2 separate regions of the Homo sapiens genome follow, and region 2 is linked to region 1. Evidence: chromatin loops called from intact Hi-C (ENCODE). Cell type or tissue: CD4-positive, alpha-beta T cell. All regions are shown on one strand.

Region 1 (8,000 bases):
CCAGACACTGCACCCCAACTCACTGGACTCTCCCACTAGAGAGCAACCTCTCAGCTGGCTCAGTTATAAAAGCCCTGGAGACAAAAATGTGCTTTGGAATCAGACATGGTTTCTCATCCAGCTCTGCTCCTTCCTGGCTGTGCAACTTTGGACAAGTGACTTTACCTCTCTGAACTCCATTCTCTCTTATCCAAAAAAGGATTCCAGCTAGCTCTGCCATGAGGATTCAATGACAGGACGCAGGTAAAAGGCTCAGCACAGTGCTTGGCACAGAGTAAGGTCTTCGCAAAGGTCAGCTCCTTTTCCCTTCCCCCATTCCCGGCAGCCTTCACTGCCGAGCCCCTGGCAGGCCTCCCATCAGCCCCCACCAAACCGTGATGCAGACTGAAGTTTTTCTTTCGAGTAAGTGACAGGTTCAGGGAGGTGGAACAGAACAAGTACTTAGAGTTCACAGCGCAGAATTCTTTGAAATCATGTTCCCAATGCTCCCTTCCTAGGGTCGGGGGATTAGCCGGCTATCCTGGGCTTGGCTCTAAATGGTCTCACCATGAAGGGAATTTTCCTACAATCTTATCCTACCCACTGTCCCAGGGCTAAGAAGACATGTGTCTTTCTCCTCTGTGGCAGCCTGTTGCTGTCAACCCCATTCCAGGGCAAGGACTGTGGGATGCAGGGAACAAAGAGTGGGGCTAGAGCTGGGGCTGGGGCGAGCGTGTTCTGTTTGGTGATGATTGGAATGTTGTGAGTTATGCAATAGGAATATTAATTCCTTCTAGTAGAGACCATCAGGGCTGCGAGAGGCTGTTGGTGTGTATCTGGTCCGGATGCCTTCCTCCCGCCTCCCATTTACTCATGAAGAAAAGGAGGCCTGCGAGGGGACGAGACTTATTTCCAGACCCACATAGAGAAAGGGAGTGGCAGCAGCAGGCTGGGCTCCAGCGGGACACCGTGGAGGCCTGTCTCTGTGCACCAGCGCCCTTGTTATGGTTCAGCGCTGATGGCGATGCAGAAGGGAGTGTTCGCCTCCATGCTTTGTGTGTATGAAAACCAGGATCTAGAAAGTGTCCGAGGGACATGCCTCCCACACTGACCTTCTGTGGCTGGGGTGGGCAAAGGATTGGAGGGGAGCTGGGCTGCTAGATTATCAGAAGCTGGGAGACAGGCCCCAGGTAGGCAGAGGTTAGGAGCCGAGCCCCCAGGTAGGCAGGGACTAGAAGCAGGGTCCCCCAGGTAGGCAGAGGCTGAAAGCAGGGCCCCCAGATATGCAGAGGCTGGGAGCGGGCCCCCAGATATGCACAGGCTGGGAGCGGGGCCCCCAGGTAGGTAGAGGCTGGGAGTTCTCCAGCTCCCCACACTATGGACTTGTGTGGTCTCGCCTCCACCACAGCCTGGCTCTGTTTTGTGAATGTCTGTGCAGAGGTTGTGGCTTCCCAATGGACAATGTGGTTCCCAATGAACCTTACACTGCCTGTCTCTCGACCTCCTTTATGGCCTAGCTCCCTGATCCTGCTGGTGGCATTTGCTGATCAAAAGCACAGATGGTTTCCACCTCCCTGATGCAAAATCTTTCTTCAGCCAGACGGAAATCAGACAGCCTCTGGTGTTGAATCTCTGATCTGCCACTTCACCAGCTGTGCCATCTTGGACAAGATATTGAGCTCTCTGAGCCTAAATGCTCAGATGGGGTGAACATGAGTGGGCTTCCCTCGGGGCTGGGTGATAGGATGGCGTGAGACTCGCTGGGTAAAACACACAGGGAGTATTTTACCTCACTGACTTCCTCCTTTCCCTCTGCCCAGGGAAGCCTCTCAGTCCCAGGGGGCACATTCCGTGTTGGTCAGGGCCCAGACCTTCTCCCTCAGCCTCCACTTTCCATCCTCACCCACATCCTGTCTCACTTCACAGGAGTGCTCATGCTGTGGGTTCCGTCCAGAATGTGGTCCAACAAATCCATCACACGCAGGTGGGGGCGTGTCCCAGCCCCTGGGGTGAGTCTAAGTAAGGCTGCCCACGCTTGGCATTTGAGGCCAGATAATTCTCAGTGGGGTGGGGGTGGAGGGGCATCCTGTGCGTTGGAGGATACTGAATGGTGTCCCTGGCCTCCACCCACCAGATGAGAGTAGCAGCCCCAGCCCCAGGCTTGGAAAAGGTTTCCAGAGATTGCCAACTGTCCCCTGCGGGTGAAATTGCTGCTGTACAGGAATCACAAAGAACTCAGACACGGAGATCCTCCTGGAGCTAATGGTCCACGGGGGCCCCTTCTTTGTGGACACAGACACCTCGGTACACACACCCGGAGGACCCAGGAGGGCCAGGCTGAAGGAGGGCATCACCTTCCATCTGGGGGACTTATCCCCCTCTCCCCACACTTACACTTGAAGGTGGACTCAGTGCTGACCCTCAGGGCCAGGGCACACGGCAGGTGCATTTTGGGAGGGAAAGGCCAGCTTTGGTCTGGAAAGGGGCACACCTCCTCTTGGAAATACAAAAAATACACATGGGCAAGGACACGGCTTTGTAACAAACCCACTTTTATTGATAGTGTACACGGAGATCCATGGTGGCGGGGCTGTGCCTGGGTGAGAGCGGGCCACACACCGGTGCAGCCAAGGTACCTGGTCTGCTCAGAAGGCTCAGGCAGTGGGTGGGGAAGGGGACAGAGGCAGGGTTGGAGCTGCTGCTTTGAGCACAGACGCAGGCAGGGGCCAAGGCTGGGGTGCAGGTGCAGGTATGCAGAGCTGGGGCTGGAGCATGTGTACATCTGTGTGTACATCTGTGTGTACTTGTATATACATGGGCATGGTGTACACAATATCTACAGGGACCCTCACAGACTGATCTAGGGAGAGGGTTGAGGACAAGATGTCCCAAAGCCCTGAAGGCCCCAGGGGCCAAGCATCAAGAGAGGGAGCACATCGTGGTATGTACTGAATGCCCAGCGCTAGCTTGCTTCTGCCACCCACAGACTTGCTGTGTGACCTGGAGGAAGTTACTTACCCTCTCTGAACCTCAGAAAGACCCAATAGAAGATCACTAAGGTTCCTTAGGGCCCTAAAACTTCAATATGTTTAGAGAGATTAAAATACAAAATATACTTGTTAAGAGCTGATGACAAGGGCCTTTGGTTTATGGGTTCAAAACCCACCATGCCTGAGTACATGGTGGTACCCAGCATAGCCCAATCCCGGGCACAAGGAGAAGACCCGCCCTGAGCTTTTCTGTCGGATCCCTCCCAGGCTCAGTTCTGGGTCCCAGCTGCTCCTCCCCGCCTCCCCACCGCTGTGTGTGCAGAAGGTGGTGGGGCAGCAGGGGCGGGCAGAGGCCAGGACTGGGGACCCTCTTGGTTTCCTAGGACACAGTGAACCCAGCACCCAGTAGGTGCTTAATAAATGCTTGAGGAACGAGCACAGTAGAGGGCAGCCTGGTTCTAGGTGGAGCTGTACCCTGAATTTGCTAGGGGACAAAGGTGGGGCCTGGTGCTCATCGTGTCCCCTCCGAGTCTCGGTGGTATCCTCTGTGAAATGGGAGCATTAAAAAAAAGCAGTCCTGGCCTGCCCACCCCACGCTTGTGCAATTGTCTGTAAACCGTGGAGCTCAATGGCGGAGGTCAATGTCTAGCTGCAAACAGGCCACGGAAACCCTGTTTGGGAGCAGAGGAGGAAGGCGTCCCGGGTGGAGGCCGTGGATCTGAACTGGGTGAGGGCCTGGCCAAGGAGGGAGTCACTAGGCTTTTACAGTACAATGATTTCCATTTCTACTACTATACATGACACGAAAACAGCTGCAACCACAACAAAGCACAACTGTCGGGCGGAGGGACCTAGGAGAGGAGGCTGAGGAACGCGGTCAGGAGGTGGGCGTGGTCTAAGTGGTGGGCGTGGTCTAGGAGGTGTGGCCACGCCCCCTTCAGACACAGAGTCCACTGGCTCAATGTCAGGCGCAGCTGGGGGCCAACTTGTGTGTGTGCTGGGGGTGGGAGGGGGTGCAGAGGCAGCTGAACCAGAGCGTAAGAGTTGCAGGGCTGGGAGAGAAGTTCTCCCAGCTGCCACCCAAACCAAGCTGGGTGTTATGCCAGGAGAGAGGAGACCTTTCTCATCTGGCCTTCTGTGTCCTTTTCATCCTGAGGCTTGTCCCAGGAGGCTCCATATGACGCAGCAATCCTCACCCCTCTGGCATCAACATTTCTTCCAACCCCAGGAGAGGAAGGTGTAACTTGAGTCTCTGCCTAACTCTTGAGGCTGCAGAGATGTGTCCTCCCACAGAGGAGATGAAACCACCAAGGAGCTGTGGACAAGCGGACTCAGGAAAGCTGTGAGAAGGCAGACGAATGTGCGGAGGCCAGCGCCCGGGGGCCTCCAGTCTGGTGCCTAAGGTCTGTGAACAAGACTGCTGCCGGGGCCTCGGTGGGGAGATGCGCACAGTGGGCATCTGGGGCCACCTCCCTGAAGGCACTGGCCAAGCCCCGCCCCAGCATCCCTCGCTCACTGGATGGTGCACTTGTCCCTCTCACGGGCCTGGCCTTCCCGAAGGACCTTGGCCTTGATGTACTTGAGGTCACTGTTGACGCTGGGGCGGCGGGCGAAGGGCGAGACCATGCCATAGGCGTCCATCTCCTTGACGCGGCGCATGCAGAAGGGCCTGGGGTGGAAGGCGTCACCGTACTGCACGGAGATCTTGCGATGCAGGGCGGGGCTCATCTCGTGTGGCAGCTTGGCCATGCTGAAGAGCACGTAGAACATCTCGTCCACGTTGGTGTTCTTCTTGGCCGACACCTCGAAGTAGGCGCAGTTCTCGTCGCCCGACACCAGCAGCTCGGCCTCGGTGGTGGGCACCTGGCGGCACAGCTCGCCGTGGTCGTTCTTGTTGCCACAGATGACCATGGGCAGCTCCGCCGCCTCCTTGGTCTTGTTCTTCAGGCAGGACTTGACCTCCAGGATCTGCTTCTGAAGGCGCTTGACCTCATCGAAGGACTCCCGGTTATCCAGGCTGAACACCAGGATGAAGACATCCCCTGCAGGGAGAGAGCCCAGGTAGTGAGTTCACCGGCCAGCTGCAACCCCTGCCCTCCTCTGGCCACAGAACATCAGCCCTAAGAGCTGGGAGTCACAGGTGCCCTGAAGCAGTTATGCGGCATAACTGCTTTAACCTACACAGCGACTCTTCGGGGTAGCTGCGATTATTCTCCCTGCGATTATTTTCCAGGACAGGAAACTGAGGCTGAGGGGGTTGAAGCCCCTGTTCACAGTCGCATAGCTAACACGTGGACCACTTGGTTCAAATACAGTTAACTCACTTCACATTTCTTTGCAGGGCTGGAGAGGGGTAGGTCACTTGTGTGGACTGTGTTCAGATAATAATAAAAATCATTTCTATGAGAGCAGGGGTCCTGCCTGTCTTGCTCAATGCCTAGTTTGCATCTGGCCTCATCCGCTTAGCTGCCAGCAGACTTGGGCAGATCACGAAACCTCTGTAACCTCAGTTTCTCTGTCTGTTTCATGAAGATGAAATATTACCTTGCAGGATGATTTTGGGAGTTATGCAAGATAATGAATGGACAGTGGCACATGCTCAGTGACCTCAGGTGTCAGTAATGATGAGAGTGAGGGCCTACTGGGGGCTAAGCACTGGGTGTATGCTCCAGGCCCGTTGTTCTCTTGATTCCTCACTATGCCTCTGTCAAGATTTTGTTACCTTTGCATTACAGGTGAGCAAACTGAGGCTCAGAAAGGGTATGCAGCCTGCCCAAGATCACACAGCTTCCGTGTGGCTAGGCTGAGATTTCTACCTGATTCTGTTCTCACCTAGCTCGTGCCTGGCACCCGGTAGGTGCTCTCTGCTTCTCAAATAAATCATAGGATGAAAAAGTGAGTGCTGGCCTCCAAGGCCCACACTGCCTCCAGGATAACTCACTGCATCACTCAAGGCAGGCTTGTGAATCTGAAACAGGGGCTGCTGTGGAGACGGTGGGGTGGTGGGGAGGCTGTCTGGACTGGTACCTCCATCCTGATTTCCAGCTTTTAATAAGCACCTTCCTCACTTTTGCTTAAACTTTTTTTTTTTTTTTTTTTTTTTTGAGATGGAGTCTTTCTCTGTGGCCCAGGCTGGAGTGCAGTGGTGTGATCTTGGCTCACTGCAACTTCCACCTCCTGGGTTTAAGCGATTCTCCTGCCTCAGCCTCTGGAGCAGCTGGGATTACAGGCGCCTGTCACCATGCCTAGCTATTTTTTATTTATTTATTTATTTATTTTCTGAGACAGAGTTTCACTCTTGTTGCCCAGCCTGGAATGCAATGGCAAGATCTCAGCTCACTGCAACCTCCACCTCCTGGGTTCAAGAGATTCTCCTGCCTCAGCCTCCCGAGTAACTGGGATTACAGGTGCCCATCACCACACCTGGCTAATTTTTTGTATTTTTTAGTAGAGACGGTGTTTCACTGTGTTAGCCAGGCTGGTCTTGAACTCCTGACCTCAAGAGATCTGCCCACCTCGGCCTCCCAAAGAGCTGGGATTACAGGCATGAGCCACTGCGTCCAACCACTTTTGCTCAAACTCTTGATAGCCTTGTGGTGTGACAAGATCCCTGTCTCACAGATGAGGAAACTGAGGCCCAGAGGAATCAGCAATTGGCCCAAATTCTTGAGAAGAGAAGCAACCAGTTCCAGCTTCTGGCAGAATGGCTGCCACCTTCCTCTGCACCCCCAGAGCACATCATTTACCCCCATTTAATGGCACATGGCACATTCAGAATGGTGTCCAGATCAAAGGTGTGCTCCAAACAGCTCGGGCACAGAGAAGGGTTCCATCACCCACTCGTCCTGGTCTCCCCAGGGCCTGGCACACAGTCAGTGTTAACCAAGGAAGCCTGAATGGATGGGAGGTGATGGAGGGAACTGCAGTGTGGGCTCTTCTGAAAGGCACTTGCGAGGCAGCGTCAGCTTGGCAACTCTTCCTGCTTGGGCTGCCAAACCCCATCCCGTTAGGCTAATCCGGGGCCCCTGAGGACTCGTGGCCTTGACATATTCAAATGCGAGACTGCGATGCCAAGCATCAGAGATCGGCCCGTCTGGCAGCTGGAAGAAGAGCTGGCAGTGGAATTAATGGCTTTCAGAATTTCCTGAGCAGCAGGAAAATGAGGTTGAAAAAATGAGGTTCCACCAGGTTGGAAAATGAGGCACGGGTTGGTGTGTGAAAAAAAAACAAGCATCAGACAGCTGTGCTCAGAATGATATGCGCCATAAAAAAGAGACAGACAAAAATACTCTCCATTGTGGGGATACAAATACGAATGCCGGTGTAGTCACGGAGGCCCGGAAGGCTCCATGCCAGACTGCCAGGGTGGCCACCTCCGGGGCAGGGGCAGGAGCCTGGGATTGGGGACATGGGTCAAAGGGGCATTAGCTTTATCTGTAGCGTTTGCAGGAGGGTGTGTTTGGGTATTACTTGTGTCACTGAAAATTAATGCTGAAAATATGCATGTGCTTCCTCTCTACATCTCCCCTCTCCTTCCCTCTGTCATTAGCCTTATTCATTGCAGCGGGTACCCAGTCCCCTCCCCAAGGCTGGGGGAGCTGACACCAATGCAATACCCGTCACGTGCTGGAAGCTCCCGCCACAAGCCTTCTTGCAGTCCTCACAGCCTCCCTGCGGGGTATGAGGTTAAGCCCACTGTGTGGCTGGGGAGGCTGAGACTCAGACAGGATGCATGTGCCTCTGGTCACACATTTAAGCCAAGAGGCCCAGCAAGGATTCGAACACAGGTCGACCCAGGGCTCTCCTATCTACATGCCCCTTCTCCAAAACTCGGGGTGGAGCGGAGAACTTGACTGCTGTCTGGGTCAGATGCTCGGAAAAGCCAGCCTGGAAGAGAAAGCACTCAAGGAGGGGCCACCCCGCAGCCTCAGTCTTGGCCTCAAGGCGGCAGCAGGGCTGGGAGTGGCATGGGTTTCTCTGTATAGAAGTACCTCAGTTGGGGGGTTATCTGAATGATGCCTAGAGAGTTGC
Region 2 (8,000 bases), 290 kb after region 1:
ATGCGAAATCACTGAGGAGAAGCAACCTTCCAGATGGAAATGCGCAGTGATCCAAGGGCTGACTGGAAGGGCAGCAAGAAATAAAAAGTGTCTTGTCACCTCCTCATTCTCTTTGTAAATACAGTGGGGTTGATACTGCAGGAAGTATACTAGGCTTAATTAGATTTCAGTCATGAATTAAAGTTGTCATTTGGGGAAGTATATAAAATACCTCCAATACAAAAAATATTTTCAAAATTAATGAGAATTTCTAAAATGCCAACAGGACTGACAACACTGAGACAGGGTAGAAACCAACATTAAGTTAGAGGGATAGGTTCAATCATGGTTACAACATACACAAGTAAAGCAAGATGCAGAGAAGACAGATCACATCAAACATTTGAAGACCACAAAATCCTACCAACTGGATTGGTGAAGCGGTAAAATCTATTGCATTGTAATTTAAACAGAAATGATTAACTGTATAGGGATGTTAAATATCTTTAGAGCACAATGTCTTTTGCATTTTTTGGGGGGGGCGACATGAATTTGTTCAAATTTATGTAACTGTAAAAGCAGGTACACTCCTTACATCAGTTGACCATATGACAGCTGTCACCACCACCAAGGCTTTCTTAAAGGCTAGGTGAAAATAGGGAGACATTTATCATTTGTCCACTGGTCATAAAACTTTTATGATTATTAAGACCTTCACTAATAAGAATTGCTATAATTTAAATGTTCTAGATATTGTATTTTTTATTGAATTTTTACAACCTTTTTTGGCATTTGAGTTTATATGTCCATTTTGACTTTGAAGATGACAATGCTATAAAATGCACTGTAAGGTAAAAGGATTTTTTTTTTTTTTTTTGAGATAGAGTCTTGCTCTGTTGCCCAGGCTGGAGTGCAGTGGCACGATATTGGTTCACTGCAACCTCCGCCTCCCGGGTTCAAGCGATTCTCCTGCCTCAGCCTCCCGAGTAGCTGAGATTACAGGCGCCTGCCACCGAGCCTGGCTAATTTTTGTATTTTTAGTAGAGATGGGTTTTCACTATCTTGGCCAGGCTGGTCTTGAACTCTTGACCTCGTGATCCACCCACCTCGGCCTCCCAAAGTGCTGGGATTACAGGCGTGAGCCACCGCGCCCAGCCAAGGTAAAGTTCTTTAAATGTTTTAAGAACAAGCAATTTCATAAGTCCTTCAGGAATTTTAAAATTACATATTAAATATTTTGGAAATGTTCTCATCCAATTAAGTCAGATGCTTACAAAGTTAATCTAATTGATCATTTATTTAAATTTAATTTTACCTTCATTATTATAAGGGTATTTAGAAATACTGAAGGACACTTAAATGACACATTACTAATTCCTTCAGGTAGCTGTGGACAATACTGAAGCATGGAACTTTTGTGAAAGAAAAGATGAATTTGATTAACAAGGGAGACTTTCATAAGAGTTACATTAAAAAGACTTATTTGCACAATCAGATAAAATACAATGTACATACAGGTAGGCCTAAATGGGAAAATGAAGCATTACCAAGAATGATTTATTAGATTAAGAAAAGAAACATAAAAAAGCATTTCTTCACTTCTCTGAGAAGTGAAATAAAGAATGGATTTGGTCAAAGTAAGAGAAGCTAGAGTAATGAAACTATATTAACTGGATTGTTTTAAAGTTCAATTGGAGAACTGCCTGTTCGAAGGGCCTTTTCATAGGAAACGAAGGGGACATAAGGTCAGGCCTCAGATAAAAATGTGAGGAGGCAAGATACATAATGTAGCCAGTTTTCCATGTTCCAGCATTTAAGGATGACACTTTCTCAGCGGAAACTACTGTCCTCCCCTTTCCACCCAAGTGGTGCTGACTCCAAAAGGGGTGCAGGTAGAAGGGAAATACAGGGAATTATATCAATTTATTTGAAAACAGCATATCCTCTCAATGGCACTAAAATACTGAGTTTATAAGAAAAATATATAGATTATATAGATTTTCATAGGCTGATAATGCCAAGAACCAATGGAGACCTCAAATTAAACACTTTCTGTGCATGAATTTTGGCAAAGAATATTTCAGAAATAATGGCAAAAAACTTAAATATTCAATGTCATAAATACAGTCATCAGTGTTTTGTCAACAACAAAATGCACTTGTATATGTAAGCAAAGGCTGGTCCTGAGACTTATAACAGGCCTTCCCTTTGGTAACATCAAAATCAACATAAAACAGAGTTGGGCAACCTAACAGAATAGAAATAAGTACCTCTGAAGACAGAAAGAAAGAAAGATGACTGTATCGTGGTCTCGTTACTGGCTGCTTTAAAAAACTAGTGGATTAAAAAGTTGTGAGAGGGAATAGAAAATTAGGAACTGCTTCTCAGAGGCACAGGCCAACCAAGAAAATGTGGTGTTGGCATTACATATATTAGGTCTACCACTGTTTAAATTTTCTTAAAAACACTGAAGAGCATTTTATAAATTACTGGATTAAATAACCTGAAGAAAAAAGAAGGAATGAGGCCTGAAGACACGTCCAATTCACTGAAGAACTGGGGCAGCCAAGAGCTTGAAAAACTAAAATTAAACACAACGGACTGTATCAGCCACAGCTTGGGCAGACCGATGGGCCCTGAATTTCTACGTTCTTTAAAATCAGGATATTATTGCAGCTCAGGGTTTAGTTTTGGAAAGATACCAGATAAATCTCAAGCAACAGTGTGAAAGAAAGGCAGAGTTCAGGCAACATTTATATAAGATCAGATGAACCCCTGATATTCCTTCCAGGTCTTGAATACAATCTGTGAAAATTCAGAGTTCAGGGGTAGAGAGTAGATTGTGAGGATTAATGAAAATGAATATTAGGTTTGATTTTCACATTAGAAAAGGGAGGTCATAATTACATTAAATGTTGGCAAATGTGAAACAGGTGTTAAAACCCAGTCTCAATTCAATAATTTGGGAGTTTATAAAATTCAATGTTGTCAACTCCAAGAGGCAAGAATAATTTTGTTTGTCTCAGTGTGCTAAGATATGACAACATAAGTAAAAGTTCACTATTTCATACTGTTGATACAAGTAAAAAACTGGTACCATAAAAATGTATACTTATGAAATGCACAAATTGTTAAATAGCTCTTCGGGGACTTTTCTTCAGGATATGAAAAAGGAGGGGGCAGAGTTGCTCTTTCCCTGGTAGATAAGCATACAAGTTATGTTCAGGCATAGGCCTTTGGGATGACCAAAGTAATCAGGAGGAAAAAGTCCTCAGATATAGCACTTTGTCATTTTGAAACTTCAAATTACAGTTAAAAAACAGGTTTCAGACTTTTTTTGAGGTAACTTGAGCTCCTGCAATCAACAACCTTCTTCACCCCATAATGTAAATGAGTATCGAAAAAAAGGAAACAAAGTAAGCCCCGTCACACGGACAGTAAGAGAAATTCTGAACTCCAGGTCTGTTCCAGGATGAGAGCCATGTCCAAGATTCTGCATTCTCTTCTTCCAACCACTCCTTTCAAGAACTCAAAATGCCAGTCAGTGCAGGTAAAGGAAGATGCACATCCGCCGGTTGCCAATTTCTGAAATTTTCTTGTTACTTCTACGATACAGACAAGTGATGCCTTCTCAACTTCGTCCAGGTTTCTTCCAATCTCCGAACACGGTGACTCCGAATCCTCTTGCCACTCCCTTCTCCAGGGACCTACCTAGGCAGCACTCCCAGCCCCTGCCAGCTCTGGAAGCTGCAGAGATCCCGACAGTCGGGGATGGGGATTGAATCCTCTCATTGCAGTGCAATTAAGCGGAACCACGACCACCGCACAGATTGGCTGACAACACACATTCCATAAGACCAGCAATCGAATTTTGAGAAGCCTTGTCCAATCAACAGGCTTTATTTGGGATTCAGTTTTTTACTTTGTTCTATTAGGAGGAAATATAATCAGCCACCAGCTTAGCCCTCCAAAAGAGGGGACAGAGATGTTTCTCCGCTTTTGCACGCTATAAAGTGAATCTACAAGTAGTAGTTGGTGGAGGGAAAATGGGCCTGCATGGAGAAGGCGCCCACCACGAAGGCACGGCCAAGCCGGGTTGCACGCAAGAAACACACAAAATACCAGGTGATTTACACAAACAGCCCCCAGGACCACCATTTTTGTGGTCCCCAAGGCAAACCAGTGGGATTCTCCCGGCAGTTTTGCGGCAACAGCTAGCTCAACAAAGCTCTGTGAAGAGGAAAAGAAGAAAGCTCCTCGTACTTTCTCCTGCCAGCCGCAGCCCCAGCCCTCCCGTGGCCGCGGCCACGAGCCCTTTCCCCCTGACAGCCCGAGGGACCCCCGCATCGCGGGTTCCGAGCCGCACAGCTCGACCTGAACCCGGGTTCCCGCGTCTCCGGCGGCCTCACGGCGCCCCCGAGGGCGGAGACGGCCCGGGCAGGGGGAGGGGCGGCCCGGGTCCGCAGGCCCCCGGGGCGGCCGCACGCCCCCTCCCGGCCCCGCAGCTTTCCCGCCTTCCCCGTTTGAACAGCTCCCGCCCGCCCTCCTCCTTCTGCCCGCTCCAGCCCCTTCCTGGGGGCGGCTGCGGCCGCTACTCCAGTCCCCGGCTCGGCCCCTGGGCTAGGCCGCGAAGGGCCTGGGGCACCCCAGAGGTGATGTCGCGGGCCCAGGGCGGCGGGTGGCGACGGGGCGGGGCTGCTGCCGCCTCAGGGTGGGGGCCCAGCCCGGTCTCCTGGGGTCTCCGCTCGCCGCTACCTTCACTCGGCTCGCCCGGATCCCGCCTCAACGCCGCCGATCGCCGCCATCTTGGAGAAGGAGAGAAAAGCGCGAGCGGCCAGGGAGCCTCAGTCGAGCCCAGAGCGCAGACTCGGGCTCCGGAGGGGGAATCCCGCTCGACCAAGAGCGCCGAGCGCATCGAATAAAACTCGGAGCCTGCTGAGCGCGGGAGCTGGCACTTATTTATTGAGAATTTGCTATGTCCCAGCCTTGCCCTAGAAGCTTACAAACATTATTTCACTTAATCCTCACTGTATTCCTGTCGCATTTTGCAGAAGAGAACCAGGCTGAGAGAAGTTAAGTGACGTGCCCAAGGATACACAGGTAGTTGGAATGTGAGACCGAGTATTACTCCAAGTCTTCTGATTCTGAATGCAGTGCTTTCCCCAAAATACTATGCTGTTTCTTTCAAGATATTGTTATACAGCAGTTCTCCTCTTTGCAACACCTAGATCTATGCAGATTAATAGCAGTGTGCTTATTTGGACTTCAGCATCTACATTTGAACATTTGGCATATTAGGGGTGAGGTGAAGAACTTATCTTTGTAACAATGTACAGTAAAATAATTTGCATGGCGAATCATCTACATTTTTTAGTTAGAAACAGTCTTCAGAGAGAGAGAGGAAGAGATGTCATATACAGGCGAGAACACAATTTTTCTGATTTGCCATTGAGAACTTCGACCAATGAGTAGAAATTACAGTGTATAGAACTTGGTTTGATATGAAGAAGAACGCCAGGGGCGGTGGCTCACGCCTGTAATCCCAGCACTTTGGGAGGCTGAGGTGGGTGGATCACCTGAGGTCAGGAGTTCGAGACCAGCCTGACCAATGTGGTGAAACCCCGTCTCTACTAAAAATACAAAAAATTAGCCAGGCGTGGTGGCGCGTGCCTGTAATCCCAGCTACTTAGGAGGCTGAGGCAGGAGAATCGCTTGAACCCGGGAGGCGGAGATTGCAGTGAGCCGAGATTGCGCCACTGCACTCCAGCCTGGGGGACAGAGTGAGACTCCATCTCAAAAAATATATATATATATGAAGAATAACTTATTTTTCTAGTACAGTTCAGTAGTACAATGGGCTTCCTTGTGAGTAGTGAGCTCCCTCCCACTGGAGGAGCGCTCAAGCAGAAGCTGGTGTTACTGTAAAGCAGAGAAGTTAGAGATGTAGATTGGCTTCTAGAGTTGTGAACCCCATGCAACGTAAAATCATGTGTGCAGTGTGTGTTTTCCTAGGGCCCAGGCCCCATAAAAAATTAAGAACCTCTGTCCTAGTGTATTTTCCATTGCAGAGTTGGGTGAGTGCTTGAAGACGAGGTAGTCATGAGACCAATAAAAGCAAGGTGATTTGTCTGAGACCACACTCTAATCAGTGATCAGATAAAGATGAAAAGCCAGATTGTTAGACTCTGGTTCAGTGCTCTTTTTGCTATATCATGCTCTCTCCCCCTCTGCACTGAGTAGAAGATTGATTCTGTTTCTTACAACTGTGAGATGCTGAGATGTTAAAACACCTGAGATAAAGTTGCTGAAATCATTTGCAAAATGTAACTGCAAATACTTAATAAAAGTAGCATGGCCTTTTTCTCCGCAGCTCCCATCCTACTCACCAAAAAGACAGGCAATGAGTTTCACCAAAAGGTGTTAGATTGCATTTCTGGGACACCCTGCCTGACGTTAGGCTTCCCTTTGAGGCATTTAAGAGCCCTAATGATGTATTTCCTTTTTGTTCTTCAGAGCCCTAAATCCATTGGTCAGGATGATTTCAGTTGTGACAGAAACCCATTTCCATGTGTTTCCCCAGAAGAGGGGAATTTATTGGCTCACATGATTGAAATTTCCAGTACCTGCAGACATGGTCACTTCCAGGGAGGTAACTCAAGCTGGTCCTTTGACGTGTCTGTGGTGCTCTCCTCTGTTAGCTTTATTCTCAGATTCAGGTGATGACTCCAGCAGCTCCAAGCTTCATCATCTTTCCTGCTAGCAGTGTCCCTGTGGAGGGAGGTTTTGTTTGTTTGTTTTGAGACAGGGTCTTTCTCTGTCACCCAGGCTGGAGTGCAGTGGCACGATCACAGCTCACTGCAGCTTCGACCCCCTGAGTTCAAGCAATCCTCCCACCTCAGCCCCCCAAGTAGCTGGGACCACAGGTGCATGCCACCATGCCCAGGTACTTTTTGTATTTTTTGTAGAGATGGGTTTTTTTTGTTGTTTTTTTTTTACCATGTTGCCCAGGCTGGTCTCAAGCTCCTGGACTCAAGCAATCCTCCTGCCTTGGCCTCCCAGAGTGCTGGGATTACAGATGTGAGCCACCATGCCTGGCCCTGGAAGGAGTTTCTTTTTCCCTTTTGCTTTGGCAAAAGTCATGGGATTGATTCTTATTGCCTGAATTAGATCATGTGTCCAGACAAAAAGCAATCACTATGAGTAAAGGTGTGGAGTCTGCTGCTGCTGCTGATTGGTTAAATTAGGTCATCTGCTTACCTCCAAAATTAGGTTGGGGTAGACACAAAGAAAATCAAGGGTTGCTGTCAGAAGGGTGAGTGCATGTTAGGTAGGCAAAAACAGTAGCTGTCCCCACACTCTACCACTAGCTTGGACCTAAAAGCCTTATGAGTCCTATTGGTCCCATTTCTTCTTTTAGTCCACCTGAAGATGGAGCATATCAAGTTCTTGCTCATTTTAAGCTCCTGGAGACCTGAAGTCAGATCTCTCCTCAGCCTACTCACTCAATCACAAAATGCTATTAACTTGCTCCCAGTCTTGGATCATTGCACTTCCATTTATTAAACAGATATTTATTGAAAACACAGCATGTGGCAGGTACTGTCTTAAGTGTTGGGAATAGAACAGTGAACAGAATTGAGAGTCCTTGGCCCCCAGGAGCTTACATTCCGGTTGGGTTGGGGGACACAAAATTAAGATATGAATACTACATTCAGTGATAATCAGAGGTGGAGAAAATAATGCCAGGTTGGCTACGAGAGTACCAGCAGGGGATGTGGGTAGGAACAGCTTGTTCTTTAAAACAGTAATCAGGGAGGCTTCTCTGTTGAGGTGCACACCGGAGCTAGCTCAGCCAGAAGTGGGTTGGTGGTGGGAGCCAGGAGATCATAGTTCCTTGAATGTATTCAAGTGCTTCCTCTGTACCTTGCTGGAAAAGTATTCTTTGCTGACTATCTTTCATAGTTCTCTTGCATTTTTGAAACTTGGAAAGACAGAAAAGAGGACCCTCTGGGCAGGCCTAG

What was found. Hi-C counts contacts between places; a loop is a spot of excess contacts. Peaks named below come from ENCODE experiments on the same cell type or tissue, not always from the same donor. Only the 100,000 strongest peaks of a DNase experiment are listed, where the experiment ranks them.
Region 2: it touches region 1 in a loop (4-fold over the local background); 2 of 110 quality-filtered maps call a loop at or near these places.

The regions. Positions count from the first base shown.
Region 1 is chr22:35,548,514-35,556,513 of GRCh38, reverse strand. It overlaps RASD2 (RASD family member 2), which reads right to left. Exons shown (of 3, transcript NM_014310.4): 3 at 2,515-5,011. The coding sequence ends at 4,482. Among named protein-coding and RNA genes, the nearest start is that of RASD2, 12 kb to the right of the region's middle. RefSeq lists enhancers at 3,245-4,224, 6,761-7,471. In CD4-positive, alpha-beta T cell, no CTCF peak of the experiment used is centred here; a DNase peak (open chromatin) is centred at 3,833.
Region 2 is chr22:35,254,292-35,262,291 of GRCh38, reverse strand. It overlaps HMGXB4 (HMG-box containing 4), which reads right to left and starts at 4,799. Exons shown (of 11, transcript NM_001003681.3): 1 at 4,735-4,799. LOC105373017 (a long non-coding RNA gene) reads left to right here and starts at 767. Exons shown (of 4, transcript XR_938210.3): 1 at 767-4,104; 2 at 5,031-5,079. RefSeq lists a silencer at 4,240-4,739 and an enhancer at 5,005-5,505. In CD4-positive, alpha-beta T cell, a CTCF peak has its summit at 4,414; DNase peaks (open chromatin) are centred at 4,491 and 4,841; H3K4me3 peaks cover 1,628 bases; H3K27ac peaks cover 763 bases.